Regions from separate parts of the Homo sapiens genome. Here regions 2 and 3 are each linked to region 1. The links are chromatin loops, found by intact Hi-C in ENCODE. Cell type or tissue: PC-3. All regions are shown on one strand. Links, peaks and the distances in the headings refer to the core of each region. The heading gives the core; the rest is flanking DNA.

Region 1 (9,938 bases), core at 1,025-9,024:
CAAAAAGGCCTCTTCCAAAGGGAATTTTATTTGCACACACTCACACTCACTCTCCCATACATTTCCCCAAAGGGAAATTTCAGAACGTGTTAAACCACTCCTGGGTCAAGGGGGAAATGCAAAATAAATTGCAGGGGTTTGTTTTTGTTTTTCTGACAATGCAAGGCAAAGCCTTTATTCATTTTAATGTTGCACAAGTGTAAGGACCATATAATCTGGGTTTATTTAGGTAACAATAAAAGATAGAAAATCTCATATTACAGAAATTTTAAAATTGACTATATAATAAATGATTAGGAAAACTAAAAATAGAACAGGACAATGTTCAAATAGATAATAAAATTAACAAATGGGGCCAAAAGATCAACACATATCCTGCATCATCTTTCATGTAGTGTCTCAGCTTTCTTTTTCCCAAACATAAAGGCAGATTAATTCAAACTAGCCCTATTAAGAATATTAGTTTGCCAGGTGCAGTGGCTCAAGCCTGTACCCAGCCTAAAAAATATTTTCTAATTTCAAAGACATGTAGGCCGGGCGTGGTGACTCATACATGTAATCCCAGCACTTTGGAAGGCCAAGGGGGGCGGGTCACCTGAGGTCAGGAGTTCGAGATCAGTCTGGCCAACATGGTGAAACCCCGTCTCTACTAAAAATACAAAAATTAGCCCACCACCACGGTGGGCCCTGTAATCCCACTTACTCGGAAGGCTGAGGCAGGAGAATGGCTTGAGCCCGGGACGCAGAGGTTGCAGTGAGCCAAGATCTCACAACTGCACTCCAGCCTGGGCAACAGAGCGAGACTCTATTAAAAAAAAAAAAAGGGCCATATAGTAAATGTAAATGAATTAACTATTAACTCACACAACCTACTTAAACAAGACTAGAATAAACAACTTTTAGGAACCAACTCCAGTTGATTTCACCACCTAACAGGAGCAAGATCTTAGGTGGGTCATTTTGTTTAAGGATGACTTGAAATTTTACAATGCCACTGTAGTCCCCACATATAAAAACTCTTCAATAATTTTTTCTTATCAACTAGAAGTTGGGGAAAATATAGTGAGAAATAAAATGATATGGCTTCTCACACATATGAAGGCCCAGATCATGCCTAAATTTCTCATCTGTCTTTGCCGTGAGAGATTCCTTAATCCACAACACTCTACTCAGATAGGACAGAGAATCCCAGGACACTCCCCAGGCCACAGGATAAAAAACACTACCTGTCTTCTATCTGGCACCAACAGACTAATATCTAGCTATATACAGGATTGACTTTAAAGTTGATTAAGGAATATTTTAATTCATTCAAGAAAATAAAATTTAGAAATTATATGCTTAGTCTACACAAGTTTAACTTACTTTAGTTACTTAGTGAATTTTGAATTGGCTCCAATTAGTGGTCAGCAGAATACTTTGGTGTAGAAACCAAATAAATCAAGCTATTATTACCTTGATAGTACAAACAATGTTTGTAAAGTGCCAGTTTTATATTTAAGTAAACAAAATCTGCTTTGAAGTAGGGAGGCTGCATCTTTCAACTGCCTGTGCTAGTTAAGTGAATGTTTAATCCTGCTGGGCCAAGCTCACTAGAGAGTCACCCCTCACTTTAAAGCCAAGACTGCTGCTGTCACTGCTATGGTAAGTCACAGCCAGCCAGCCTGCTGGCAAAAGGTGATACCACCAGCATTATAAATAAACAGGCCTGGTCGTGAGGTAGCTACACAGTTTTAAAGATGCTGTTAATGGCCGGACGCGGCGGCTCAAGCCTGTAATCCCAGCACTTTGGGGGGCTGAGGTGGGTGGATCACCTGAGGTCAGGAGTTTGAGACTAGCCTGACCAACATAGAGAAACCCAGTCTCTACTAAAAATACAAAAACTAGCTGGGTGTGGTGGCGCATTCTTGTAATCCCAGCTCCTCGGGAGGCTGAGGCAGGAGAATCGCTTGAACTCGGGAGGCGGAGGTTGCAGTGAGCGGAGATCGCGCCATTGCACTCCAGCCTGGGCAACAAGAGCGAAAGTCCGTCTCAAAAAAAAAAAAAAAAAGAAAAAAAAAGAAGATATCTTCCACTGCAGCAAAGGCTACAACACATTCACCATAGGTAGCCTCTTTGTCCCCAATACAACTCAAGGCCCAATTTGCCTTCTTGACACAAGGTGTTTCAATGGTGTTGAAGAGAAATTCCCTTTCTTTGGCATCTTTTATGTAAGTGTCAATAAGGAGACTATACATTTCAGAATGTGTGTTTTCCATGGCAATTTGGAAGTCATAGAAACAGCGGGCTTCTGTAATCTGAACTTCTTGGCTAAATCGCTCCACCAAGTTTTCATTTACTATGCCATCACTTGCTGCAAAGAAAGCCAGAACACGGGATATAAAATCACTCTCCTCGGTCTCCTCGGTTTAAGGAAGCCTCCGCCTTCTTATACATCTGCCAAATATCATGGTACTCGTTGGGGAAGATGATAAAGTGGCGGGGTCTTCTCTCAGCAGTGGTTCATCCTCCACGCCAGGAGCAGCTATTTTAGTTTTCGGCTCCGCTGGTTCCTGGAAGATCCTCCTCGCCGCCTTGCTGGCCAGGATGCGAGTTCCGCTCAGGGTCGAGGGCGTGTTCTCCTTGTTGGCCAGACTGAGAACCTTCAGCAGCAAGAGCTGCTGTTGCTGTGGGTCAGCGATGGAAGTGATCCGGACGCGGACCGAGAGCATGGTGGTGGCGCGGGAGAAGTTTTTGAAAATAGCAATGAAAACCCCCAGAATTTATGGGAAACAGCAAAAACAGCTATGAGGGAAAGGTTTATAGCATTAAATACCTATATAAGTAAAAATAAATAACAATCCAACTCAAAATATTATACACAAAACCCAGGGTAAACCGAATGACACAAAAATAAGAAATTAGTAAAAATAAAGGCAGAAGTTAATGGGTTTGAAAACAACAACAATAACAATAACAATGGTAGCATTATATTAATTAAAGAATCCAAAACTGTTTCTTTGTAAAAATAATTTTGATAATTTCCTAGCTAAGGAAAGCACAAATCCATGAAACTGGAAATAAAGTGACACAAAAGAAGAAATTTGAAAAATATTCTTGTAAAAATATTTTAAAATCTACATTAAATGGATTTTTTTAGAAAATCCAATTTAACAAAATTTGCCCCTATAGAGACAGCAAATTTAAACCGGCCAAGTAACATAAAATAATCATAGAAACTAGTTAAGGAGTTCCCCTACAAAACAAAGCAGGCCCAGATCGTTTTACAGATGATTCTACCAAACTTTAAAAAACAAATCTTTAATTTTTAAAACTATTTTAGACTATGACAAAAAAGGGAAAACCCCCAAAATCATCTTGCAAAGTAAGTATAACATTGATTTCCAAACCTCAATTTTAGAATCGTGACAAAGACTGTAACAAAAAAAACCATTATAGATCAATTTCACTTTTGTATTAATATTGATACATATATATAAAACATTAGCAAAGTGAATCCAACAGCATGTTAAAAAATATTTATCATGACCAACTGGATAATATTCCAAAAATGCAAGAACATATAATATTAGGAAATCTATTAATATAATCCACCATATTAATTGATCTAAGGTGGAAAAAATGTTTGATTATCCCCATAGATGCAAATTGATAAATTTTACATAATAACAAAAAAAAGTAAAAAGACTAATGGGAAAAGAAATTTATAAATTACATTACAAAGGAGTAATATATTTGATTCAGGAAAAACTTCTAAAAATAGGGAAGAAAAAGACTAATAGCTCTGTAAAAAACTGGGCTAGAAAATGGGGCCAGCCTGATCTGTCCTAAAAATTTATTTTAGGCCGGGTGTGGTGTTTCATGCCTGTAATCCCAGCACTTTGGGAGGCTGAGATGGGCGGATCACCTGAGGTCAGGAGTTCGAGACCAGCCTGGCCAACATGGGAAACCCTTTCTCTACTAAAAATACAAAAAGTAGCTGGGCATGGTGGCATATACCTGTAATCCCAGCTACTTGGGAGGCTGAGGCAGGAGAATTGCTTGAGCCTGGGAGGTGGAGTTTGCAGTGAGCCAAGATCGTGTCATTGCACTCCAGCTTGGGCAACAAGACTGAAACACTGTCAAAAAAAAAAAAAAAAAAAAGATGGAATAGTTTTGTCAGTACATGAAAATGTGAGGGGGCCAGGTGTGGTGGCTCACACCTGTAATCCCAGCACTTTGGGAGGCCGAGGCGGTCTGATCACGAGGTCAGGAGTTCAAGACCAGCCTGGCCAAGATGGTGAAACCCCGTCTCTACTAAAACAGCAAAAATTAGCCAGGTGCAGTGGCAGACGGCTGTAATCCCAGCTACTCGGGAGCCTGAGGCAGGAGAATCGCTTGAACGCAGGCGGCAGAGGTTGCAGTGAGCTGAGATCTCGCCACTGCCCTCCAGCCTGGGTGACAGAGTGAGACTCAGTCTCAAAAAAAAAAAAAAAAAAAAAAAAAAAAAAGAAAGTGTGAGGGACTCTTAGTGGTTGTCTGTTTGTATGTATACTCCTCAGTAAAAGAGGGTTGTTTTGTGTATGTGTGTGTGTTTTTGTTTTTTTGTTTGTTTTTTGAGACGGAGTCTCGCTCTGTTGCCAGGCTGGAGTGCAGTGGCTCCATCTTGGCTCACTGCAACCTCCGTCTTCCGGGTTCAAGTGATTTTCCTGCCTCAGAGTCCCAAGCAGCTGGGACTACAGGTGCGCACCACCACGCCCAGCTAATTTTTGTATTTTTAGTAGAGACGGGGTTTCACCAGGTAGGCCAGGATGGTCTCGATCTCTTAACCTCGTGATCTGCCCGCCTCGGCCTCCCAAAGTGCTGGGCCTGGCCAAGTGTGCTTTTTTGTTTGTTTTTCATTACAAAAAGAAGAAGGGGCCAGGCACGGTGGCTCACGCCTGTAATCCCAGCACTTTGGGAGGCCGAGGCGGATGGATCACCTGAAGTCAGGAGTTTGAGACCAGCCTGACCAACATGGAGAAACCTCGTCTCTACTAAAAATACAAAAATTAGCTGGGCTTGGTGGCGCGCGCCTGTAATCCCAGCTACTCGGGAAGCTGAGGCAGGAGAATCACTTGAACCCAGAAGGCAGAAGTTGCAGTGAGCTGAGATCGAGCCACTGCACTCCAGACTGGGCGACAGAGCAAGACCATCTCAAAAAAAAAGAAAAAGAAAAAGGAAGCTGAGCTACAGATTAAACAAACATTTCATAGAGAAGGAAATACCATGGCCGGCTGCGGTGCTTATGCCTGTAATCCCAGCACTTCAGGAGGATCACTTGAGGTCAGAACTTCCAGACTAGCTGGGCAACATAAATGAGACCTCATCTCTACTAAAAATCAAGTGATTACCTTTAGGGAGAGAGAAGGAGTGATATGGAAGGTGTGGAGGTAGATGATAAACTTATTTAAATATGCCTTGTTTTATAGCGTTTATTTTGAAACCCAAGTATTTTACATAGTTATAAAACAAAATTTTAAAAATTTCTAAAATAAATAAATAAATTCTCTTCATTTTTACAACAAAAAGATTTTTAAAGAAGAGATAGTTGGCTATAATACAAAAGCTATATAAACAGTTAATACCTCTGCTTCCTCTCAACTTGACACAGATCATATTGTTTTCTTTCTTGAGATTAAGTCTCCCTCTAGTGGAGACTAGTTTTACAACTAATCCCCAACACCCAGCACCACAAAGGAAAATATCCTTTGCCTATTTCCTCCTGCTGCTGTAAAATTGTATATTTTAGGTATCAGAGTCTTGAGAAGGAGGACGTGGTAGAAGATACTGAGCAATGGGATAGTAAAGAGCTGGGGACAGAGTTAAGTTTTATAAGGAATTAGGGATATGAGAAGCTCTAAGAGCCAAGATTTGGGTTATTCAACTCAGAATGGGCAAGGAACCTCAGCTTCATGATGGTAAAAAATTCCACCACCTCTGCCCAGAAAAAGGTGATTCACATCCTGATATCACTGTGTACTCAGGGAAATAGCTCCCCACAAGGCATTGCATTAGGGAGAAACTATGGTGAGGAACAGCGATGAGCAGGACATGAAGAGTGATGGTCCTAAGCCAGATATGATGTCATGAGGGTGAACTCCAGGACCTCCTGTCCTTCAGGACGATCCCACAGTCTCACTAACCACTGAGGGCAGATGCAGAAAAGCTTTGCCTTCCCAGAGACTGATCAGGGGAAAAGGTACTGGCACAGCCTCTTCAGTTCCTGGCAGGGACGGGCAGAGACTAGCCCACATTGAAAGTGGCCCCTTGGGGGATTATGGGAGGATCCTTGTGTCCTGGGCTACCCTAGGTCTCATCTGATCTTGCACAGTGAAAGCTACTCATGGAAGAACTCCCTTAGCAGGGAAGCCGTTAGAGTGAAATCTTTCCTAACATTGACTCTGGTTTGTGGAAGTATATGACATTTTTCTCCATTCTCTGTAGCACTGTGGTCTTACCCTCTGAAGAGAATGTTTGTTGGTTGCCACCTCAGCATGTATCTTCCACCCCCTTTACAATTTTTGATAAGAACACAAAAAGAAATGAAGACTAAAAATGGCCCAGTTTCCTAAGATTGTTTTCTGATCCTATAAAATCTAATTCCTTAATGCAGCTCTGTGGTCCTGCTCTTTTGCATACCTAGCTTGAGAATGCTGTCTAGGAAGGGACTCATTTGAAGAATTATTATTTCTGCCAATTCCCACATCTTTCTTTCTCTTGCCTTCACTTCCTCCTTTAAGAGGTGAATTTTCAGACACATTAAAATTCTGGAGGAAAAAAGTGGGCTAATTAGGTGTGGTGACCCTTCCTGGATGCAAAATGTAGCATAATTCTCTAGGAATCCATCAACAAAGAAGATAGGCCATTGAGGAAGATATCTCTCTCCCCAAACATATTGGTTGCTAAAGGCCAGCCCCCAGACCATGATTCCTAAAGTAACAAAAGGTAATGTGAAAAATAATGGAATGTTATTTAGACTTGAAAAGGCAGGAAATTCTGACACATGCCAGAACATGGATGAAACTTGAGGACATTATGCTCAGTGAAATAAGCTAGTCATGAAAGGACAAATGCTGTATGATTCCACTGATATCAGGTACTTTGAGTAGCCAAATCATAGAACAGAAATTAGAAGAGTGGCTGCCAGGAGCTGAGGGGAGGGGTGATCGGGAGTTATTGCTTAATGAGTACAGAATTACAGTTTTGCAAAATGAAAAGAGTTCTGGAAATGGATAACGGTGATGGTTGCAAAACAATATGAATGTATTTAATACCACTGAGCTGTACACTCACAAATGGTTAGGATGATAAATTTTATGTTATATAATGTTACCACAATAAAAAAAATTGGGAAAAAAAGCAATATGACACTTACTGAGGACTGCCAAGGAGTAATGAAAGGAGATACCAGTGACTGATGCCAGGATGAGATCTTGTGTCTCTCTTTTTTTTTTTTTTTTTGAGACAGAGTTTTGCTCTGTTGCCCAGGCTGGAGTGCAGTGCCATGATCTCAGGTCACTGCAACCTCTGCCTCCTGGGTTCAAGCAATTCTCATGCCTCAACCTCCCGAGTAGCTGAGATTACAGGTGTGCACCACCATGCCCAGCTAATTTTTGTATTTTAGTAGAGATGGGGTTTCACCATGTTGGCCAGGCTGGTCTTGAACTCCTGACCTCAAGTGATCTGCCCGCCTCGACCTCCCAAACTACTCTAAATTTTACCCTCTCCCTTGTCTTTTGTCAGAAATCTTGCACAGAGTAATTTCCTAAAAAGTCTAGATCAAATTAAAAAACTAAAAAAAGAAGCTGGACTACAGTCTATCTAGATCAGTGTTGGTAGTCGCATCATCATTATAGTAGTGATTAAATTAAAATGTAACCAAAAAGGTTTAACTTATTTTTGCAACAACCAAATGTAAAACTAGAATAATAATAGCACATTTTGCATATGAAAAAATTGAAGCTTAGGAAAGTTAAGTAACTTCTCCAAGAACACACAGTAAGTTGTAGAACCAGTTACCAAACTCAGGTAGTCTGGCAAACCCCCACACCAGCCTGTTCCCAAAAGTCCAGACCCTGAAATCTGAAATCTCTAGCCTTCATCTAATTTGATTGGTTAAACAAATTGAATAAATTTATTTCCTACGGGAATGCTCAGATGTTTAATTTCTTTTCTTTTTTTTGAGACGGAGTTTTGCTCTTGTTACCCAGGCTGGAGTGCAGCCTTGTTACCCAGGCTGGAGTACTCGGCTCACCGCAACCTCCGCCTCCCAGGTTCAAGCGATTCTCCTGCCTCAGCCTCCCTAGTAGCTGGGATTACAGGCATGTGCCACCACACCCAGCTAATTTTGTATTTTTAGTAGAGACGGGGTTTCTCCATGTTGGTCAGGCTGGTCTCAAACTCCTGACCTCATGTGATCCACCCGCCTCGGCTTCCCAAAGTGCTGGGATTGCAGGCGTGAGCCACCGCGCCCGGCCTGTTTAATTTCCTAATGTTTACTGAGACTCTTCAAGAGTGGGAGAGGGATATAATATACAGCATTTCCTCAGTTTATTTAGCCACTGAATTTATTTTTTGTAAGCATCTCAAGGAACTTGAGCCCAAATTTTGCAAAACTGCATGTAATATACAATGTTGCTTTTGTTTGCCTTTTCCAGCTACTGTAAGAGAATATTTAAATTATTTTATCTCACTTAGAAACATTTTTAAATTGAGATATTGAGAACTTGATTTGCCCAAGGTCATAATCAGTTAATATTGGAATCAGAATGAGAATCTAGGTCTGGCCACAATTTCAGGTGTCTTCTTTTAAAGTTATTTATTTTTAAACACTTTTTTTTTTTTTGATACAGGATCTCACTCTGTCACCCAGGCTGGAGTGCAGTGGCAAGATCGAAGCTCATTATAGCCTCGACCTCCCCAGGCTCAGGTGATCCTCCAATCTCAGCCTCCCGAGCAGCTAGGCCCACAGGCTTGCACCACCATGCCCAGCTAATTTTTGTATTTTTTATAGAGACAGGGTTTCACCATGTCGCCCAGGCTTGTCTCGAACTCCTGGGCTCAAGTGATCTGCTTGACTCGGCCTCCCAAAGTGCTGGGATTACAGGCATGAGCCACCACTCCCAGCCTAAAGTTATTTTTTTAATTAGAGAAGGAATACTAGCAGATTTCATTGTAGCAAATCGAACAATACCAAGCAGTTACCTAGGTGAACTAAGTAAACCCCCATAGCACTAAGTCCTGGTTATCTATTTCTGTATAACCACTTTGAAATTTAATGGCTGTGGCAGGTTGTATTTTTCTTTTCTTTTTTTTTTTTTAAGAGGGAGTTTCCCTCTTGTTGCCCAGGCTGGAGTGCAGTGGTGCAATCTCGGCTCACTGCAACCTCCACCTCCTGGGTTCAGGCGATTCTCCTGCCTCAGCCTCCCAAGTAGCTGGGAGCCACGTTAGCTGCGCCACCACACCCAGCTAATTTTGTATTTTTAGTAGAGATGGGGTTTCTCCATGTTGGTCAGGCTGGTCTTGAACTCCTGACCTCAGGTGATCCGCCTGCCTCGGCCTCCCAAAGTGCTGGGATTACAGGCGTGAGCTATGGCGCCCAGCCAGGTTGTACTTTTTTCAAGAGAGTTGTAACAAGATATTCCACACCACATGCTCTTCTTTAGTGTGACACTCCTCCCATTAAGAGGTGGAGTCTGTATTCCTTCCTCTTGAACTTGGGTGGGCCTGTAGGTAAGGTGGAAGTGATGCAAGGTCAAAAAAGGTTATACATCTTCCACTTGATTGTCTTAGGAGTCACTCAGAATCCAGCCACCTTGGATATGAGGAAGCAGAGCAACCTCATGGAGAAACCACGTAGGTGTTCCTGCTGACAATCCTAGCCGAGATCCCAGCCAACAGCCAGCATAACCTCAGAC
Region 2 (9,938 bases), core at 1,012-9,011, 58 kb after region 1:
CTGGGGGAAAGAAGGCAGGGTGGCAGGAGTGGAGACCATGGCCATTTGAGCCACTTCCTCATGTAATTTACTTGTGTCTTCAGGACCAGCTTGGGCCTGATAACATATATACCACTTCGATTGGATGATGGAATGCTGCTGTGCATGACTGACTTTATGGCTAGATGGGTCAGAAAGCACCCAGTTCATGATAGGTAGTTTAGGTCGCATGGTGACTTGACCCACACTCAAACGTTCAGTTTCCACCAAAGCCCAGTAACAGGCCAAGAGCTGTCTCTCAAAAGGAGAGTAGTTATTTGCAGAAGATGGCAGGGCCTTGTTCCAAAATCCTAGAGGCCTCTGCTGTGATTCACCTATGGGGGCCTGCCAAAGGCTCCAAACAGCATCCCTATCTGCCACTGACACCTCAAGCACCATTGGATCTGCTGGATCATATGGCCCAGGTGGCAGAGCAGATTGCGCAGCAGCCTGGACCTGTTGCAGGGCCTTCTCCTGTTTTGGACCCCACTCAAAACTGGCAGCCTTTCAGGTCATTTGATAAATGGGCCAGAATAACACACCCAAATAAGGAAGATGTTACCTCCAAAATCCAAATAGGCCCACTAGGTGTTGTGCCTCTTTCTTGGTTGTAGGAGGGGCCAACTGCAGCAACTTATCCTTCACCTTAGAATGAATATCTTGACAGGCCCCACACCATTGGACCCCTAGAAATTTTACTGAGGTGGAAGGTCCCTGAATTTTAGTTGGATTTATTTCCCATCCTTTGGCACACAAATGTCTCACGAATAAGTCCAGTGTGTTTGCTACTTCTTGCTCACTGGATCCAGTCAGCATAATGTCATCAATGTAATGGACCAGTGTGACATCTTGCAGAAGCAAAAAGTGATCTACATCTCTCTGAATAAGATTATGACACAAAGCCGGAGAGTTGATATACCCTTGAGGTATATTGCTGGCCTTGCCAGCTGAAGGCAAACCACTTCTGGTGGACCTTCTGGACAGGAATGGAGAAAAAGGTATTTGCCAACTCAATGGCTGCATACCAGGTACCAGGAGATGTATTAATTTGCTCAAGCAATGAAACCACATCTGGTACAGCAGCTGCAATTGGAGTCACCACTTGGTTAAGCTTATGATAATCCACTGTGATTCTTCAAGATCCATCTGTCTTCTGCAAAGGCCAAATGGGAGAGTTGAATGGGGATGTGGTGGGAATCACCACCCTTGTGTCTTTCATGTCCTTGATGTCACCATCAAGGGGTGTGATATTGTTTTTTATTTACTATTTTTCTAGGTAGGGGCAGATCTAATGGCCTCCATTTGGGCCTTCCCACCATAATAGCCTTACCAGTCAGGGAGCCAATGTGGGGGTTCTGCCAGCTGCTAAGTATGTCTATGCAAATTATGCATTCTGGCACTGGGGAAATGACCACAGGATGAGTCTGGGGACCCACTGGATCCACTATAAGTCGGACTGAGCTAAAACTCCATTAATTACCTGACCTCCATAAGCCCCTACTTTAACTGGAGGGCCACAACGACATTTTGGGTACCCTGGAATCAACGTCAGCTCAGAGCCAGAGTCCAGTAGTCCGTGAAATATCTGATCATTTATCTTTCCTCAATGCATAGTTACCCTGGTAAAAGGCCAGAGATTTACTTGGGGAAGGATTGGAGAAAGATTCATTGCATAAATTGTGGGTAATGTAGTGGGGTCCTTCCTCAAGGGGAACTGGCCTCTCCTTCATTCAAAGGGTTCTGGGTCTGTAAACTGGCTCAAGTCTGGAAATTGATTGAGGGGCCATGATTCTCTGTTTTTATCATTCAAATTAGCCTTTTGTCCCTTCAATGTAGAATTCTCCTTATATAAATTAAGTAGAAATTCAGTAGGCTTCCTACCAATTTAACTTCTAGGAACACAGTGATTAATTAGCCAATGCCAGAGCTCTACATGAGTCAGACTATTGTGATTGCTGCTTTGTCTCTGCTGTCCATTACGGCAGCTACACCCACCTTGTCTTTGACGACTGAGTGCCACCACTTGGCCCCTGACACCTTGGGATCCAATTATTCCCATTGTAAGTAAATTTTGTAGTTGGTTGACTGCAGTTCCCACTGTTAGATCTGACATATAGAGAAGAGTAATTACAGGGCTCTTCAAAGATGCAGGTGCTGCCCTCACAAATCTATTTCACAAGGCATTAATTGCAAGGGTATATCTTCTGGACCCTCCCAGCTGGGATGAGTAGGTCGAAAGTGACTAATTCACCTCACCATCCCAATCTCCCTAAGCCTTTGGATCCATTCCTCTACATTAAACCAAGGGAGATCAGGCATTTCCAGCTTGTTAACAGTGGGCCATCTTTTAATCCATATTTCAGCTAACCAAGCAAATAAGCTATTAGAACCTTTTTTTTTTTAAACTCCCTGAGCTGCAACATTAAATGGAGAGTCCCTACTTAGTGGGCCCAAATCAATAAATTCAGCCAGATCCACCTCTGTGTTCCTTCCACCATTATCCCATACCCTCAATATCCATTCCAATGCCTGTTCTCCAGATTTCTGTTTATATAAATTAGAGAACTCAAGCAGTTCTTTTTGAATGTAGTGCAACTCCTCATGGGTCACACTTTCAACCTCACCTCTAGGAGCCTGCCAGGACTTTAGTTATAGGTCTAGAAGCAAACAGAGGTGTTGGGAGTGGCTCCTAAGGAGAATCAACATTATTTTGCCTGGCAACTGCCTCAGAGGAGGTCATCACTGTTGCCTCAGGCAGCACAGGGTTTATCTCCTCAGACAAAGGTGGAGAGGCTGATGGCAGCATGGGTCAAGGAGGGGATGCTGCCACTACTGGGGATGGGGAAGCTGTTCCTTCTGGCCAAAAAGGTTCATCAGAGTTTACAAGCTCAGTGTCCCCAGCTTCATCAGGTAACTCCCACACATCCCCATTCCAAGGTGCAGGGTCCCATTCTTTTCCAATCAATGCCCTCACTTTAACAGCAGACACCTGGCAAGGCTGTGCATGCACCTTTCATTGCAGATCAGCCACTGACATAAGAGCTTGTGTCTGTTTTTCCACAATTTCAGCTGTTTCCCTACAGGAGATAAGACTCTCACTCAGGAAAATCTTAGCAGATTTGAGGCTCAGTATCTGCTTCTGAAGCTGAAAGACAGAATCCCTGAGTTCATCATTTTCTTTCATCAATTTGTCCACTGAACTTAGGGGCAAAAAAACAGCTTCATTACATTCATTGGTTCTCCACATATGTCCAAAGGTATTATGTATAGAGTCACTAAACTCCTTGACTCTCACAAGTGGTGAATCAGGAGTGTCAAATGCATTTGTTTTGCATAACTTTCTAAACAGTTCACACCAAGGACTATCAGTGTTTTCCATCGCATTAGAAGTAGAGTCTTTAGCATTATTGGGTCTAATCATATTAAGTAGCTGACTCCAGAAACCTCAAAACCAATGAGAGAATTCCATCCTTAATATTCTATTCCTCTAGAACTACTTCTGGTACCAAAATCTGTACAAGTTAGGGTTCCCTAGAGGGAAAGTACTAACGTGATATATGTATATATATCCACACATACAAACACACACACGCACACACATAGAAGTTTATTAAGTATTAACTTACACAATCACAAAGTCCCAAAATACACTGTTTGCAAGCATGAGGAGGAAGGGCAGCTAGTCCAGGGGTCAAAACAGAAGAACTTGGAATCCAATGTTAAGAGGGCAGGAAGCATCAGGCATGGGAGAGAGATGTAGGTGGAGAAGCTAAGCCACTCTCCCCTTTTCACGTCTTTCTGCCTGCTTTATATGGGCTGGCAACTGATTAGATCGTGCGCACCAGATTAAGTATGGGTGGGCCTTCCCCAGCCTATTGACTCAAATGTTTATGTCCTTTGGCAACACCATCACAGATACACCTAGCATGAGTACGTTGCATCCTTCAATCCAATCAAGTTGACACTCATTATTAACAAACACAGCCATAAAAAAAAAAAAGAATGAAATCCTGCCATTGGCAGCAAAATGACAGACACTGGAGGTCATGATGTAACATCAAATGAGCCGGGCACAGAAAGACAGAGAGGGCAGGTTCTCACTACTATCGTGGCTGCACAAAAAGTTCACCTTGTGGAGGTAGAGAGTAGAACGATAGACACCAGAGGCTGGAGAGGCTGTGTAGGTGACTGGGGTGAAGAGAGGTTGGCGAAATGGGTATGAGCATGTGGGTAGATGGAAGGAATACGTTCTAAAGTTCTATGGCAGACTAGGGCGACTAGAGGTAACAACGATGTATTAGAGTGTGTTTCCAAAGAGCTGGAAGACAGCACATGAGTTGTTTCCAACAGGTAGAGATGACAGATACCCACTGGATGGATACCCACAGATACTGTACAACCCCTCAGTTGATCATGGATCATTACGCAATGTACAAGCATCACCACATGTCACAGGAATCCCACCAATATCATGTCTGCATGAAGAAAAACATAGTCATGCTACAAGAGTGATTGTCACAGCTCTCCCTCCCCAGCGCCATAGCCCGTGGTCTCGGCTCCTCAAGTTCTGCTGCCATTTCTACCAAAGCCGCTGACACCCGTGGAGCCCAATCAGGGATCCCGCGCTCAGGGTCTGGCATGCCTTGGAAAAGCCAGTGAGCTTGCTGGCATGAGTGGCTCTGGCGGGTGGCCCAATCATTAGGCGTAGATCCCCCTCAGCCGAGAGAGAAGTGGCCCCTCAGCCACCCGGCTTGGACTGGCGGAAGCCGCTCTGCTCCACACTACTGGAGCATTCCGTGGCCAGAAGAGAGTGCGAGGGTGCTGCTGGTGGTGGTGGTGGGTCACCTGGCGACAATCCGAGGAGAAAGCCTGACCTGGCCAGTGGGCTTGGCCGCTGAGAAACAGTGGCAGCGAGGTGAGCACATGACAAGGAAGAGCTGCAAAGCCGATGTTGCGAAGGTGGCGTCAGCCAGGCCAAAAGGACAGATGGGTGGAGGTAGGTAGCACACCCTCCAAACACCGCAAGCCTCCTTCCCCGGCGCACAGGCACGCAGCCACAGGCCAAGCTGCGACGCGAGCTCCGCGCGCGGGATCTCCGCAAAAGGTCCGCCCGATGCGTTGGGCGGGAATCGAGCCCGGGTCAACTGCTTGGAAGGCAACTATGCTCACCACTATACCACCAACGCCGCACGGCGCGGGCAGCCCCGCCGCGCCGGCCCGGGGCTCCCACCAGCGCGCCGCCGACGCCCGGGGCAGGCCGGCCCCGACGCCCGGTCCGTCCGCCCGCCCGCAGCTCCGCGCTGCCGCGGCCTCTCCAAAGGCCGCCCCGCGCCCCACCGGTGCAAGGCCAGCGCGGCTGACCCGTTACGCCCGCCTGCCTCTGGGGGCGCTCTCGCTCACTCGCCGCCTCGGGCCCCCAGAGCCCTTCCCCAACAGGTGCCCGGGGGGGAAACGGCCGGCGCCGGCAGGGTCCCCACTCCTACGCTTCCCACCGGGCGCAGGGCCCCGTGTGTCGCAGAAAGCCTCTTCCGACAACCACTTTGAGCCGGCAGCTCGTTGGGCGCCGTGCAGGGCCAGAGGAGGCCTCCCGGCTGCCGCTACCAAGCCGCGGACGAGAAGAAAAGACAGGAGGCCAAGGAGGCCCAGAAGGCCAAAGGGCCAGGCAGGCCAGGCCCGAGATGGCACCCTGCGACTAGCTGGAGGGCGGAGGAAGGAGAAGGAGGGCCCACAGGCTGGGTCCGAGGCGGCGGCCCAAAAAGCACGGCTGCCTCCCCGTCGGGGAATCGAACCCCGGTCTCCCGCGTGACAGGCGGGGATACTCACCACTATACTAACGAGGACGACGGCGACGGTCGCCGGGACGCCAGACCCCACTCCGACCGCGGACGCCTAGCCCTGCCTTGATCCCCTCCCCCGACGGCAGGGGCCGGGCGCGTGCTCGCCTTCCACCCGCCGCCCGCCGCCCGCCACCCGCCACACGCCACCCGTCACCTGCCACCCGCCCCCCGCCACCGTTGGCACGACCTACCCCGACACCCAACAAAGCACCCTGCGATCCCGCTGGGACCCGGAGCCGGAGCCGGACCCCGACAGGTACCGGAGCGGCGTGGAACCTCCCCGCGCGCCCTGCCTGCTGTCTCCAACGCGGGGATCGCGCCGGGGCAGGAGGAGGCGCGGGCGAAACAGTCAGGCCGCTGCTCCTAGGACGCGGTGGGCGCACGCCCTGCGGGGTTCGGCGAGCGGAGGCGCGGGGGCTGGGGCGTGCGCCGGCGGCGGCCGGCCCGACGCGGACCCTTTGGGTCCGGGGTGGGGACGCGGGGGCGTCCACGCCAACGCCAGCCGGCTCCGTTCACTTGGCGCCCGCTCCCCCCGCGCGGTCCGTCGGTTGCGCACCGAACCCAGACAGGCGCCGGCCAAGGGCGCAGGCGTTCGCGCCGGGTCCCAGCCATGCCAGCGGCGAAGCGCCCCGGCGCGCCGTCAGGATGGCCGAGCGGTCTAAGGCGCTGCGTTCAGGTCGCAGTCTCCCCTGGAGGCGTGGGTTCGAATCCCACTCCTGACAAGCCGACCTTTTGGCCCGCCCGCCGGAGGGCAACGCCCATGGCAACCCTGGAGCACCTTTGGCCGCTTCCTGCCTTGAGCCCTTGCCCGCTCTCCAGACTCCAGCCCCCTTGAAGCAAGCCTCCAAAACGCCGCCGCTTCTCAGGCACGTCCGTTCTTCCTGCCCACCCGCCGGCTGTCGCAGAAACAGCCCAGGACCATGCGCCAGCGCCCGCGACCCTCTACCAATTGCCCTTCGGACAGACGCCCTCCCCACCACCTCACACGCCCTCTTCCCTGGCCCCACACACAGCGAGCGACCGCGACCACCTTCCACGCTCTTCCCTGCCTATCTCCTCCGCCCGCCTTCTCCTCACTCGCCCAAACAGACACAGCCCAGATTCTTCCCCTATTCCTCCTTTTCCCTCCTTCCTCCCACCGGCCTCCGCCCACCGCCCACCGCCTTGAATCGCCGCTGCGCTGCCCAGAGGCGTCCTGGCCTGAACAGCCCGCCCGGTTTCACCCTCCAACTTCTGACCGCTGAGCAGCAGCGAGCGACTCGCTCGTGGAGCCGCACACACGTCTCCCACCAGAGGCACGCCATCCAACATCCTGTCCTTTCCTCCGACCCCTCGGACCCCGGCCGCGCATTCCATTCTGCCGACACCCTAGCCAGGTCGCCGATCCCACCTCGCTACCTGTGCTCCCTTCCCGCTAACACCTGCCTGCCGGCCCACCTGCAGCCCGGACGCCTGCCGGCCAGAGGCAGCGGGAACCCTGCACACAGCCGGGCAGGCGAGTCCAAACCCGGAAAGACAGCCCAAGAGGAATCACGAGCGGAAGCCCTAGATCCCCGTCACCCGCCCACAAACGCCTGGCCCCGCCGGGACCAGCTCTGCGCCACAGCGCATCCCCACGCGGGAAGCCGCGGCCTGGGCCGTCCCAGCCACACCCAGCGCGCCTTCTCCAGGGTCAGCCAGCTGCGGCTCTGCCGAAGCGCTCCTCCGCTCCTTTCTCGCGCTCCAGCCTCCCTACCAGCCCAGGGGGCCGGACCCCAAGTGCGAGCCGGTGGCGTGGGTCAGAGCGCAGGAGCGAGGCGCCCACGGACCTGGTCTGCGTTTCTGAGCCGCACGCCACGGCTGCGAGACCCGTTCCCCATCGCCGCCCCCGCTCGCTGACACACCCATCCCGCCTCTCACCTGCTGGTGACACAAGTGAGAAGGCTGGCCCCACGGTGGTGAAAAAAAAAAACACCACACGAAAGAAAGAAAGAAAGAAAGAAAGAAAGAAAGAAAGAAAGAAAGAAAGAAAGAAAGACAGAAAGAAACAACAAAAACAAAACACAAAAACTCTGGGTCTGTGCCGGGGATCCGCGCTCAGCAAGGCCCGCCACAGCAAATCTGCCCACACGGGCATTCGGGCGCGGGCCACGGCCGGTCCTTCCCCTGGAGACCCCGGCGGGCAGTCTCTCGACCCTGGGCGGCAGAGAAAGCGCAAGATGGGACGAGTCGGCCTCTCTCCCTCCGCTCTCCCTCCGCGCCCCGCCTCAGGTCCCTCGACGTGACGAGAGCCTCCCCTTCTGCTCGCCCCATCGGGCCAGCCTCTCGTGGACGCTGCAATAGGACGGAGGCCCACGGCAGGCGGTGACCAGTGAACGGCGGCTGGTGGCGAGTTCCGCTGTGCCAGCTTCCGTTGGCGTTTGCCATCGGTGCATGGGTGGTTCAGTGGTAGAATTCTCGCCTGCCACGCGGGAGGCCCGGGTTCGATTCCCGGCCCATGCAGCACGCCCTCCCATTTTGGTGCTGCAGCAGCACCAAGGCGTAGCTGCGCTCGCCTCTGCCGCCTCCTTACACTCGGGGCGCGCGAGCGAGTCCGGCACCGGCTGCGCTCCCACGCGCGACGGCCCTCTGCCCTTTCTTCCGTGCCTCTCTCGACTGACTTAGGGATGAGCCTACCCCCCGCACCCACACACCTTGGTGACAACAACCCCTCCAGACACGAGAGCGCGCCAGACACCAGAACTTGGCAGCCTCCTGGTCCTGTTTCTCTTCATTGCCCTGCCACCGCCTCTGCCCGACGCATTTCACTTCACGGAACACCGCCAGGCACCACGGGCTTGCAGCCACTCGCACCACCCCTTCTCTTCACATTTCACCGCCTCGACCTCTCTCTCTCTCTCTCTCTCTCTCTCTCTCTCTCTCTGTCTCTCTCCCCCCCACCCCTCGCTGGCTCCCCACATCCAGAAAATGATGCCATGGTTGCCCTTCCAGTAGGAAGGAAGTCGCGACTCCAGGGAGTAACTCATCACTTTCCCCTAGTTGGTCACACAGTCCTTAACGCGACCACACGAGTGTACGCGTGGCATGTGCACCGTCTATATTCACCGTGTTCCGGCTACTCCACACTCTCTCCCCTCATTCTGCCGGCACCACCACCGCCATGTCGCAACTCCCAACCTAACCCCAATCCACCACTTTAGTCGAGGATGCTGCCTTGTTTCTCCCCCTCGGACCTCTTTTCATCTCAGCCCCAGACACATGCCTGAGACGTGAATGTGCGTCCTGAAGACGGCTTATTTATGTCTCGGGTCCAGTTGCATTCCCTACCCTTTTGGGACGTGGGACGTGGCCTCCAGTCGCTCTGTCACGATGTCTCTCCCACCCTGGGCTGCTTGCCACCTCACCCCAGCCCCACTCCATACTCTGACCGCCCAGCCCAAGCAGCATCCCAGTCTCGCCGGCGCGGGTCCCCTTTGACCACACAGACTTCGTTCCTGCCCAGACCAACCGGCTGAAAATGTAGTGTTCCCAGCAGCCTTCAGGCTCAGCCCTCCCTCCCCCACCTTTGTCTCACGCCACCCACCCCTTCACTCACACACACACTCTGACGCGCACACACACACACACACACACTCACACTCTCACTCTCTCTCTCTCTCACTCTCTGTCTTTCTCTGTCTCTCTCTCTCTCTCTGTCTCTATGTCTCTATCTCTCTGTCTCTGTCTCACACAGCCAACTCTCCGTCTCGCCGTCAATGCCCCTCTCTCAGACGACTCATATCCCCCAGCCCTGGCCTCCTTCAGCCTCTTCAGACTCACGCCAGCTCCGCCACCAGCTGGGATCCCTCCGACCTATGGCATAGGCAGCCCGCGAGGTGCCCTAACGCCCCAGGCATCTGCACAACCTCCGTTTGACTGCACAGCCTCACTCCCAGACCTGGCCAGCCAGCCCTGTGCACCCCCTGGACACCCTGGACTCCTTCTTCCAGCTCCCAGCACGCGACATGCTTCTCTCCTTTCCTTGGTGTCAGCCCCTTGCCCCGGGCTAGGGTGGACGCCAGCCACGGGATCGGACACCTTCTTCCGTCGCTGTCACCCACTGAC
Region 3 (9,938 bases), core at 1,068-9,067, 360 kb after region 1:
ACATCTAGAATGGGCATCCTGATTTAGAAATTGAAACTATACTTGTAGCCTAAAGTCATTATAAGACTCTCCATTACCTAAAGAAGCAGAAAAATCATGGCTATTTGCAAACTTTAATGTACACATGAATCACCAGGGCGCTGGGTGATTCATGTGTACATTAAAGTTTGCCAATATCCACGGCAAATGCAGATTGTGATTCAGTGGTCTGGGGTGGGGCCTGAGAGTCTGCATTTCTGAGAAGCTTCTAATTGATGCCAATGTTGAAGGTTCTTGGGCCACACTTTGAGTAGCAGGGTGCTGTGAGCCAGGGAGGATTACCCACACTGAATACATTTTAAATTGATTTTGAAAGATAAAAGAGCTACATTTTGATCAGGTAATGAATTGTGCTTTTAACATACAAGTTACACTTTATTTAATTTTTCAAACATTATTATGAATATAGTCTATTTGAAAACTTCATACTGTATTAAAAAAATGTTAAGCCTATTTTTCTTGCCATCCTCCCACCCACTCCCTCAGTGGGTTATAGATGTAACCACTATTTAACAATTTGATGTGCACTCTTCCAGGCCTTTTATTTTAAAAAAGAGCTTTTTAAGTATATTATTATATTGATCAGGATTCAATTTCAGAGAACAGAATTAACTCTAGCTGGATTAAGGAGGAAGGAATTTATTACACAGTATTTAATAGCTTACAAAATGGTTGGGAGAGATGAAGAGACAGACTGTAGTTTGTGTTCTCAGCAAAGTTTCCCAATATCAGTTCAACAAGGGAGTTGCTGCCTCTTCTGAGATCAGAAATTTGCCAGCCTTGGGTCACACAGCCATTGCTATGATTAAGAAAACAGTCACGATAGAAGAGACACTGCTATTGCTACGGTGCCAAGACCATACCTGTCTTCTATGGTCCAAGGAATGGATGCTCAGGGCCCTGCCCCTAGCAACACAAAGCTAGATCCTGGACACTAGGTAGGTACTATTGCTGGTAAAGAAAAACCAAAATCTTTCTCAACCAGGTTTCCAGAAGCAACATCAGCTGCAGTAGTACAGCCTCCGCTTCACTTTTACCTTCCATGTGTTGTATAAGGGCTTCTGAATGGCCAGACTTAAATTACACCAAGCACCTCACTGCAGGGGAGTCACGGTCCCTTTTACATTTCCAGGCTCTGCAGTTCAGAAAGGCACTTGAGATGGTAATGAGTGGATGTTGACACCACCTCTACAGACAACAAAGGGGTTAGTCCTAGAATTTTATTGCTGGAAAAGACTTAGGGATTTAGTCTAACTTGTTAATTTGAGAGAAAGGAAATTGAGACCCAGAGAGCTGAAATGACTTGATAGTGATGGAATAGAAATAGAACTCCAGCCATTTACATGGAGTTGAATGTAGCCTAACGAGATAGCTTCCTCTCCAGGACTCGTGATATTCTCCAGCCCCATTGGGCTTATTGCCTATAAACTTACCAGAGAGATTGTTTTCATCTAAAGCACACCTCTTTGCTCCCCAACTTTTGTTTATGCAGTTCATTTTGGGGACCAAAATGCAAAACCTTATACCTTATATTTATCTCTTTTAAATTATGTCTTTGTTAATGTAATAAGACAATTTTTGATCCCAGTACAGTCCCTCCCAGCTTGTAACACATGCATATTAGGTAAGCATATCTTTATGCTCTAATCAAAATTACTTTTTTAAAAAATTGAATAAAGCAGATGAAAGAAATTTGGGTGGAGCTCTATCTCACTAGAAATCTATTTCTTGATCGCTACCTATCTGTGTTGTACTCTTTTGGTATGATTGTTTGACCAATTACCAGCCTAGTTGACTGTTCTCTCTCTATTTTTTTTGTATTTTTTTTTTTTTTTTGAGACAAAGTCTTAATCTGTCACTCAGGCTGGAGTGCAGTGGCACGATCTTGGCTCACTGCAACCTCTGCCTCCTGGGTTCAAGCAATCCTCCTGCCTCAGCCTCCAGAGTAGCTGGGATTACATGTGCTTGCCACCATGCCTGACTAATTTTTGTATTTTTAGTAGAGACAGGGTTTCGCCATATTGGCCAGGCTGAGTAGTTGACTGTTCTCATATTGAGCTCATAATTATCTCCCTTGTCCACAAGGAGGTCTGTCCAGAAGCCTAGGGAAGTACCCAGTATATGAACATTTCCCTAATCTGCCTGTCTACTCATCCTGTCAAAAAAAAAAAAAAAGAAAACCAAAAAAACAGACTATCAGGGCAAGACCATTCTTGGTAAGCTCATGCTGGCACCTAGTGGACACTGCTTCTTTTTAGGAGCATTTACAAGCCCTTCCTGCAGTCATCTGCCCTGAGAATATCATTTTGGATTGGAGGCAGCCTTAAGGTTTGATAGCCTGAAGGTATAGAAGCAGGTGGGACTTGCCCATGGAGTACCCCTGTAGCCCCAGTAAGGGGATTTGAGATCCTCTGTGAGAGGGCTGTGAACATGAAGCCTGTGAGGGACAAGGACACGAGACTGCAGGAGCCCTGGCCTATGACAGCACTGCGACTCTGTGGCCACCATAAGGGCGGATGTGGCCAGGGTGACTGAACACATGTTCCAAGACAGCTTGCAAAGTCTCAAAACTAATTCTCCTTTTTGCCTAGACATGCCAGGCACATTGAATAAAACAACTTCAAGTGTCTTAGCCTTCATGTCTCTGCCACCTTTGCCTCATCGCTCTTTCTACCACCCTTTCCAGGCCCTTATCCCTCATTTCTTTCACCCGTGGGAAAGACCCAGCTTAAAGTCACCTATTCTAAGAATTTTTCCCAGCTTCCTCCAGCTAAAATGAATTATTTCTTTGTCCCAGCCGCCAAAGTATTTTGTTTGTACTGTCAATTGAACGTATGGTTTGAGACATCTGGGAGAAAGAAGGGGATATATTTGGTGGTAAGGAGATATGTTTGTTGGCATGACATCTTAAAGGATTTGGAAATAATCTGTGGACTAACCTAAAGTTTACAGGACTTCTGATTTTTCTAGTTCAAAAATCCTTTAGGGAATATTAGAGAAGGCATTATTGGCCTTAACTTTTTTTGGATAGGGGCACAGAAGTTCAGAGAGCTTAACTGGCTGGGCCAAAGTTATTTAACTACTACGTGACAGAACCAAAATTTAAATCTAGGGTTTGTGCATGCAAGTCCAGAGCTCTTTCCACTATAACACACTGGCCTAAGTGCAGGCAGCAAAAGCTCTCCAAGGTTGTGACGGGACCCATGGCCATTCTCTGCATTTTGTCTGTCCGGGGAAGAATGGAGGGAGAGGGTTTGTGCAAAGTGTCACTCAGCAAACCCTGATGTGGAATGGGGAACATCTGTGGTCTCCCTTGCCCCACTCATCTGACTCTCTGTTTACCAATTTCTTCTTGAATCAAAAAAGGAACTGAGAGCATGGCCCAAATGTCACGAACCGGTTCCTGCCCCAGCATTTCTCAGAAGGACAGATAAACAATGTGATGGATGTGCTAATGTTGGGTTGGGTGGGGAGGGTCGGAAGTTGGGCAGGAAGAGTTATTTGCTCAGTTGGCCAAGTTATTCCTACGCAGTGAGAGGGCTTCAACTACCAATCCATTATCGCTGGTCCTAGGGTTCTGTAGAGCTGAAGTTATTGCCTCAGAATCTTGATAATAGGTGCTACAGAAGGAGGACACATCTTTACAAAGACGAGCCTCTAAATGAATATGCAGACTTAGGGATGTGGTTGTGGCAGGGTAGATGATTAAGATCTACTTTTCTCTAAGTTCTCATGGCCATTGAATTCCTGGACTGGTTGTGTAGTGATTTATCTCTGCCCAACAGCTTTTCTCACCAGTCACCCATAGCCATTTCTCCAGGCCACTTCTTCACCATAGCTCCAGCCTCTCCTGTTCTGCATCCTCTCTGAACTGCCTCTAGTGCAGTGGTTTAACTTAGAATTTCTTTATCGCACTAATGAGATATGTTGTCCATTCTTACTACGGCTCTGCAATGTGCCTATACTTATTCCTATTTTACATATTAAGGAGCTGAGACTTGGGAAATCAAATAACTTTTTAAGAGTACACGATTACCTATTAGTAAGTAGCAGGCCCAGATGCAGCTTGGGATTCACTTCTAGGTTTTCTCTGGCCTCAGACTATGTGCCTCAAAGACAGTGCTAAATTTGAACTCATCACGTCCTAGGTACCTACCTTCTATAGAATCATGTTATTATTCTTCCATTTATATTTTTGTTCGACATTGTTATTTGGGAGCCTCAAAGTATATTTTCACATCTGTCCTAGATCTTAAGTCGCATTAAGAACATAATTGTAAAAATTGACAAACAGTTACTGATAACTCACGGATGCAGGAGGGCACTGGTGGCAATGCTGGAAATATTAATAGAAAGAGGAACTTGTATTTGGACCATGATGAGGAGGTGATGAGACAAAAGAAGGGAAATTTCTCTGTGACTGCTCAGCAGAGATCTGCACTTATAGTAAATGTTCTATAGATGATAATTATAAATCACAACTGTGACTATGCTCTAGAAGCCCACAAGTTTTGAGAAACAACTAGAGTAAGAAGACTGGGGTCATGTGTATCCGCATGCGGTCAGCCTTGTTACATAAAATGGGTGCCTTCTCAAAAAAGCAAGCCATCGCACACTTGACGATCTCTTAGCATTTATAAGAAATTTTTGCTTACTCAATATTCATCAAGATTGCAGTTTTAATGGTGATAAAAACAAATTGTGGCTGTGTGTGTGTGTGTGTGTGTGTGTGTGTGTGTGTGTTTGTGTGTATCTACTAATCCTAAAACAGAGAGCCTCTTCTCCTTTCCTTGACGGGAAAGCAACCCAGCTCCCTCTCTAAAGATAGCATTTCCTTCCTTGGGCCTAACATCCTGATTATGCTCTTACAGGGCTTCCATATTCATTTTTCCTTTTTTCAAGACAAGTGCAGAGAAAACGTATTTTACCAAAAGGCAAATAATGCCCCCTAGTGGCTAAAATCCTAAATACAGAAGCTGTTAAATTCACTCCCAGTTAGATATATACTGAGCCAGCCTCTGCGGGCATTCAGTAACAATCGAGATGTGTCTCCTGCCCCTATCCTTGAAGGAACTTATGCAGTAATTTTAGGGAATTGAGAAGGGAAATCTCACTTCTAAGGATACCATAATAAAATGTCAGTAAATGAACCCTTACGTTTCACCTCTTTTCCAGAATATAAATATCTATTATTCTTCATGGTGAAGAATTTTAATAATACTAGTTGAAATAGATAAATAAAAACTATATAAGAAGAAGTACATAATGCATTTCATGTAAGTCTCTCTCATAATGCCCACTCCCATAAATAACTAGTTAATGGTTTTATATACCATCTATCTTTCAACATTTTTCATATATGTGCATACATATATGTATTTTTAAAGTAAATGTGCTCAGACATTTCTACTTGTAAACCAGCTTTTTAAAACTTTATGATATAACCATACAATCCAGCAATCCCACTGCTAGGTATATACCCCAAAGAAAGGAAATCAGTATGTCAAAGAGATATCTGCACTTCCGTGTTTGCTGCAGCACTATTCACAGTAGCCAAGATATGGAAGCAACCTATGTGTCCATCGACAGATGAATGGATAAAGAAAATGTGGTACTCATGTGATAGAGTACTACTCAGCCATAGAAAGAATTAGATTCAGTCACTAGCAACAACATAGATGGAACTGTGGATCATTATGTGAGTGAAATAAGCCAGGTAGAGAAAGACAAACATCGCACGTTCTTACTTATTTATGGGATCTAAAAATCAAAACAATTGAACTTATGGAGATAGAGAGTAGAAGGATGGTTACCAGAGGCTGGGAAGGGTAGCTGGCGGTTAGGGAGGAGGTGAGGATGATTAATTGTTACCAAAAGAAAAAGAAATAGAATAAGGCCTAGTATTTGATAGCACAACAGGATGACTATACTCAATAATAATATAATTTTACATTTAAAAATAAGTAAAAGGGTGTAATTGGATTGTAGCACAAAGGATAAATGCTTGAGGGGATGGATACCCCATTTTCTGTAATGTGATTATTACACATTGCACGCCTATATCAAAACATCTCATGTACCCCATAAATATATACACCTAGTATGTACCCACAAAATAAAAAAATATTATTTTAAAAAACTTTCTGATATAGCTACCACATCCCTCTTTGTTATATTTCTTAGTAGTTGCCTAGTATTTCACTGAATTGATAAAACAACCCATTTAACCAATCTATTACTTGTAGTCATTTAGATGTCTCCAGTTATTCAATATTATAGACAGTGGATGCTGTATCGGCAGTCACCAAGATCATCCTCAGGCTCCCTCAGGCTCCCTCAGGCTCACTGATTTACTAGGAGGATTCACAGAACTCAGAAAAGCTGATATACAAAGTTATGGTTTATTAGAGTGAAAGGATACAGATTAAAATTCAGCGAAGGGAAAAGGCCCAGGGGTGAAGTTCAAGAGAAACCAGGTGCAAGCTTCCAGGTATGGCCTCCCAGAAGAATTTGTACAGAGATGTGCTTAATTTTCCCAGCAATGATGCATGGCAACATGTGTGAAGTATTGCCGAGCAGGAAGCTCACCCAAGCCTTGGGTTTTTATTGCGGGCCAGTTGCATGGGCATGCGTCACCTGCATGACTGACCTTACCTACTCAATTTCCAGCCTCCCGGAGGTCAAACTGATACAGCATGGCCCAGGGCCTCAGGCATACGGAAACAGGCTTTACCATAGTCACGCTGTTAGCATATCTAGTCAAACTGATATAGTGTGGCATGAGGAGTTGGTCAAGGGCCAGTCCTCCCGAAGACAGACCATTCCTTGAACTTGCAGGGCTTGAGCAATCAGAACCTGCAGAGTTAACCCTTTACTACACATACGTCTTTTATATTTATGATCTGAACACTGACTAGGCCTTCAGCAGCCCGTTCCCACAGGTCTGCTTCCATGTATGCTCTCCACAGAGAGTATTCACATATTCGCCACTCTCCTCAGGCAATTTTTCCTCAAACTGGCTATTCTTCTCACAGCTCTATCCTCACAGCATATAAACTAGGTTTTTATTTCACCCAGAAAATAGAAACCATCAGAAGAGAATGCCTTTAACTTCTTGCCGCCAAAACTCCTGAGCCTCCCTTCATCCCCACCCATTATTTTCTTCTTTCCTCTGGTTACCATGGAAAAGGTTAATCATCCACTGGGCTTTGGATCCCATTCCACCCCCTAATTAATTCAAGGACTCCTTTTCTCCTGTATCTTTAACTGTTTTCCCTCTTCTGATATGTCTACAACTTTTCCTATAGAAAAAAGAAAAAGAAAAGAAACACCTCCCTCTTGCACACTTCCCTTTGGGTATGGTCTCTCCTTTCTTTCATCTTGAAAGTTGAGTCCACACCTACCACCTCCATTTTCCTGCTTTCCACTTCCTCCTTGCCTCCTGCAATCAGGTTCCATTTCCCCAACCCCACTCCCAACAATCTCACCGAAACTACTCTCGCTATGGATACTAAGACCTTGTGATTGTTAAACCTGATGAAAGCTTTTAGTCCTCACTTTATTTGGCCTCTCTAGTATGACTCATCCTTGGTTTCTAAGATACCAAATTTTCTTATTATCTGTTCCACTATGACTCAGTTTCTGTTGTGGGTTCCTTTTGCTTATGTGTCCCTTAAATCTTATTTTTCCTCAGCAATTGCTCAATTCTTTTTGTATTTTATTCTCTCATCCTAGGCAATCTCATCAATCCTAGTTCATTCATAAAATGATGACTGGGGCTGGGCATGGTGGCTCACACCTGTATCCCAGCACTTTGGGAGGCCGAGGCAGGTGGATCACCTGAGGTCAGGAGTTCAAGACCAGCCTGGCCAACATAGTGAAACCCTGTCTCTACTAAAAATACAAAAAAAAAAAAAAAAAAAAAAAATTAGCCAGGCAGGGTTGTGCGCACCTGCAATCCCAGCTACTTGGGAGGCTGAGAATATCTTGAACTGAGGAAGAAGAATAGCTGAGGCAGGAAAATAGCTTGAACCCAGGAGGTGGAGGTTGCAGTGTGCTGAGATCGCACCACTGCACTCCAGCCTGGGCGACAGAGCAAGACTCCATCTCAAAAAGAAAAAAAAAAAATGATGATGATGATGATGATTGGATCTCTTTTTTATCTCTTTTCTGAGGGTCATATCCCAGTCTCCAGCCAGCCCAGCCAATGATGACATTTACTTTTCTCCAAACTGTCCCTCCTCCTTTGTTCCCCATCTTGGTGAATGAAATCATCATCCACTCAATCACTCAAACTAGAAATAAAGTTATCTCTTATTCCTCCCTCTTTCCTCTCTCATATCCATTTGGTCTCTAAGCCTCCTCCCTTCTGCCTTTTTAATCGCTCTTAAACACATTCCCTTCCTCTGTGTTTCCTCTACCAGCACCCTTCATTCCTTGACTCAATTATTGCCTTAATTCTTAACCAGACTCTGCCTCTAGAATTGTCCTCCCAGCCTATTCCACACACTGTAGTCAGGGTTGTTTTCTAAAATACAAATCAAGTGGCATTATTCTGCTGCTTAAACTTCTTTAGCATTTGCACGATCTTTAGGAAAAATTTAAAACTTCTTAGCAAGGCATACGTTGCCCTTATGATCTGGTCATGCCTATCTTTCCAGTGTCCTGAAAGCAACTGTGAACACCATCTGCATCATCCTTCTTTCTCCCTTTTCCAACAACACATTTACACTTCGATGGGGCTTTCTGGCCTTTGTGCCTTTGAAGATGTTGGTCCTTCCGGTTAGAACTTCTTTCCTCATCTCCCTCCTTTTTCCCTGACAAATTCCCACTCATCCTTCAAGATGCAGATCAAGCATCACCTCCTCTGGGAGGCCATCCCTAATTACCCTCCTTCCATTAGGATTGGATGCCTCCATGTGCTCCCTTAGTACACGGCCCTTGCCTCTACTATAACACTAATTAGCTATTTACTTACTTTCACTCCAGCATTTCACCAAGTTCCTTGAGGGCAAAGACTGTCATACATCTTTATATCCTCAGCATCTACAGTCGTGCCTTATTTTACTTAGCATAATGTCCTCAAAGTTTTTATTGTTGTTGAGATGGAGTCTTGCTCTGTCACCCAGGCTGGAGTGCAGTGATGCGATCTCGGCACGCTGCAACCTCCACCTCCGGGGTTCAAGGGATTCTCCTACCTCAGCCTCCTGAGTAGCTGGATTACAGGCATGCACCACCATGCCCAGCTAAGGTTTTGTTTTCATTTTTGTTTTTTAGGATGGAGTCTCGCTCTGTTGCCCACGCTGGAGTGCAGTGGCATGAGTTCAAGGGGGTTCAAGTGATTCTCCCGCCTCACCCTCCCAAGTAGCTGGGATTACAGGCGCCTGCCACCATGCCTGGCTAATTTTTGTATTTTTAGTAGAGATGGGGTTTCACCATGTTGGCCAGGCTGGTCTTGAACTCCGGACCTCAGGTAATCTGCCTGCCTTGGCCTCCCAAAGTGCTGGGATTACAGGTGTGAGCCACTGGGCCCCGCCTTTTTTTTTTTTTTTTTTTGTATTTTTAGTAGAGACAGGTTTTCGCCATGTTGGCACGGCTGGTCTCAAACTCCTGACCTCAGGTCATCTGCCAGCCTCAGCCCCACAAAGTGCTGGGATTACAGGCATGAGCCACCGTGCCCGACCTCAAAGATAATCTATGTTGTAGCATGTGACAGAATTTCCCTCTTTTTATATGGCTGAATAATAGTTCATCATATGCATATACCATCTTTCTTTCTTTCTTTCTCTTTTTCTTTCTTTCTTTCTTTTCTTTTTCTCTTTCTTTCTCTCTCTCTTTCCTTCCTTCCTTCCTTCCGTCTTCCTTCCATCCTTCCTTCCTTCCTTCCTTCCTTCTCTCTC

Evidence for each region. Hi-C counts contacts between places; a loop is a spot of excess contacts. Peaks named below come from ENCODE experiments on the same cell type or tissue, not always from the same donor. Only the 100,000 strongest peaks of a DNase experiment are listed, where the experiment ranks them.
Region 2: it touches region 1 in a loop (2.4-fold over the local background); 11 of 110 quality-filtered maps call a loop at or near these places.
Region 3: a loop joins it to region 1, with 5 times the contacts of the local background. A loop is called at or near these places in 12 of 110 quality-filtered maps.

Annotation. Positions count from the first base shown.
Region 1 is chr1:161,376,649-161,386,586 of GRCh38, forward strand. It overlaps LOC124904443 (a long non-coding RNA gene), which reads left to right and starts at 8,752. Exons shown (of 2, transcript XR_007066693.1): 1 at 8,752-8,950; 2 at 9,814-9,938. It also overlaps the pseudogene RRM2P2. In PC-3, for the core only: CTCF peaks have their summits at 5,702 (motif pointing left) and 5,907; DNase peaks (open chromatin) are centred at 5,733 and 6,013; H3K4me3 peaks cover 981 bases; H3K27ac peaks cover 2,326 bases.
Region 2 is chr1:161,435,039-161,444,976 of GRCh38, forward strand. It overlaps TRG-TCC4-1 (tRNA-Gly (anticodon TCC) 4-1), which reads right to left and starts at 5,204; the gene lies at 5,133-5,204. TRD-GTC2-1 (tRNA-Asp (anticodon GTC) 2-1) reads right to left here and starts at 5,858; the gene lies at 5,787-5,858. It overlaps TRL-CAG1-1 (tRNA-Leu (anticodon CAG) 1-1), which reads left to right and starts at 6,495; the gene lies at 6,495-6,577. It overlaps TRG-GCC1-1 (tRNA-Gly (anticodon GCC) 1-1), which reads left to right and starts at 8,266; the gene lies at 8,266-8,336. RefSeq lists a silencer at 5,283-5,522 and enhancers at 6,465-7,322, 7,323-8,180, 8,181-9,038. In PC-3, for the core only: CTCF peaks have their summits at 5,438 and 5,648; a DNase peak (open chromatin) is centred at 5,483; H3K4me3 peaks cover 1,275 bases; H3K27ac peaks cover 513 bases.
Region 3 is chr1:161,736,657-161,746,594 of GRCh38, forward strand. No RefSeq gene overlaps it. Among named protein-coding and RNA genes, the nearest start is that of DUSP12, 8.2 kb to the right of the region's middle. RefSeq lists enhancers at 2,342-2,551, 7,388-7,547. In PC-3, for the core only: CTCF peaks have their summits at 2,255 (motif pointing left) and 4,992 (motif pointing left); DNase peaks (open chromatin) are centred at 2,255, 4,985 and 7,625; H3K27ac peaks cover 1,335 bases.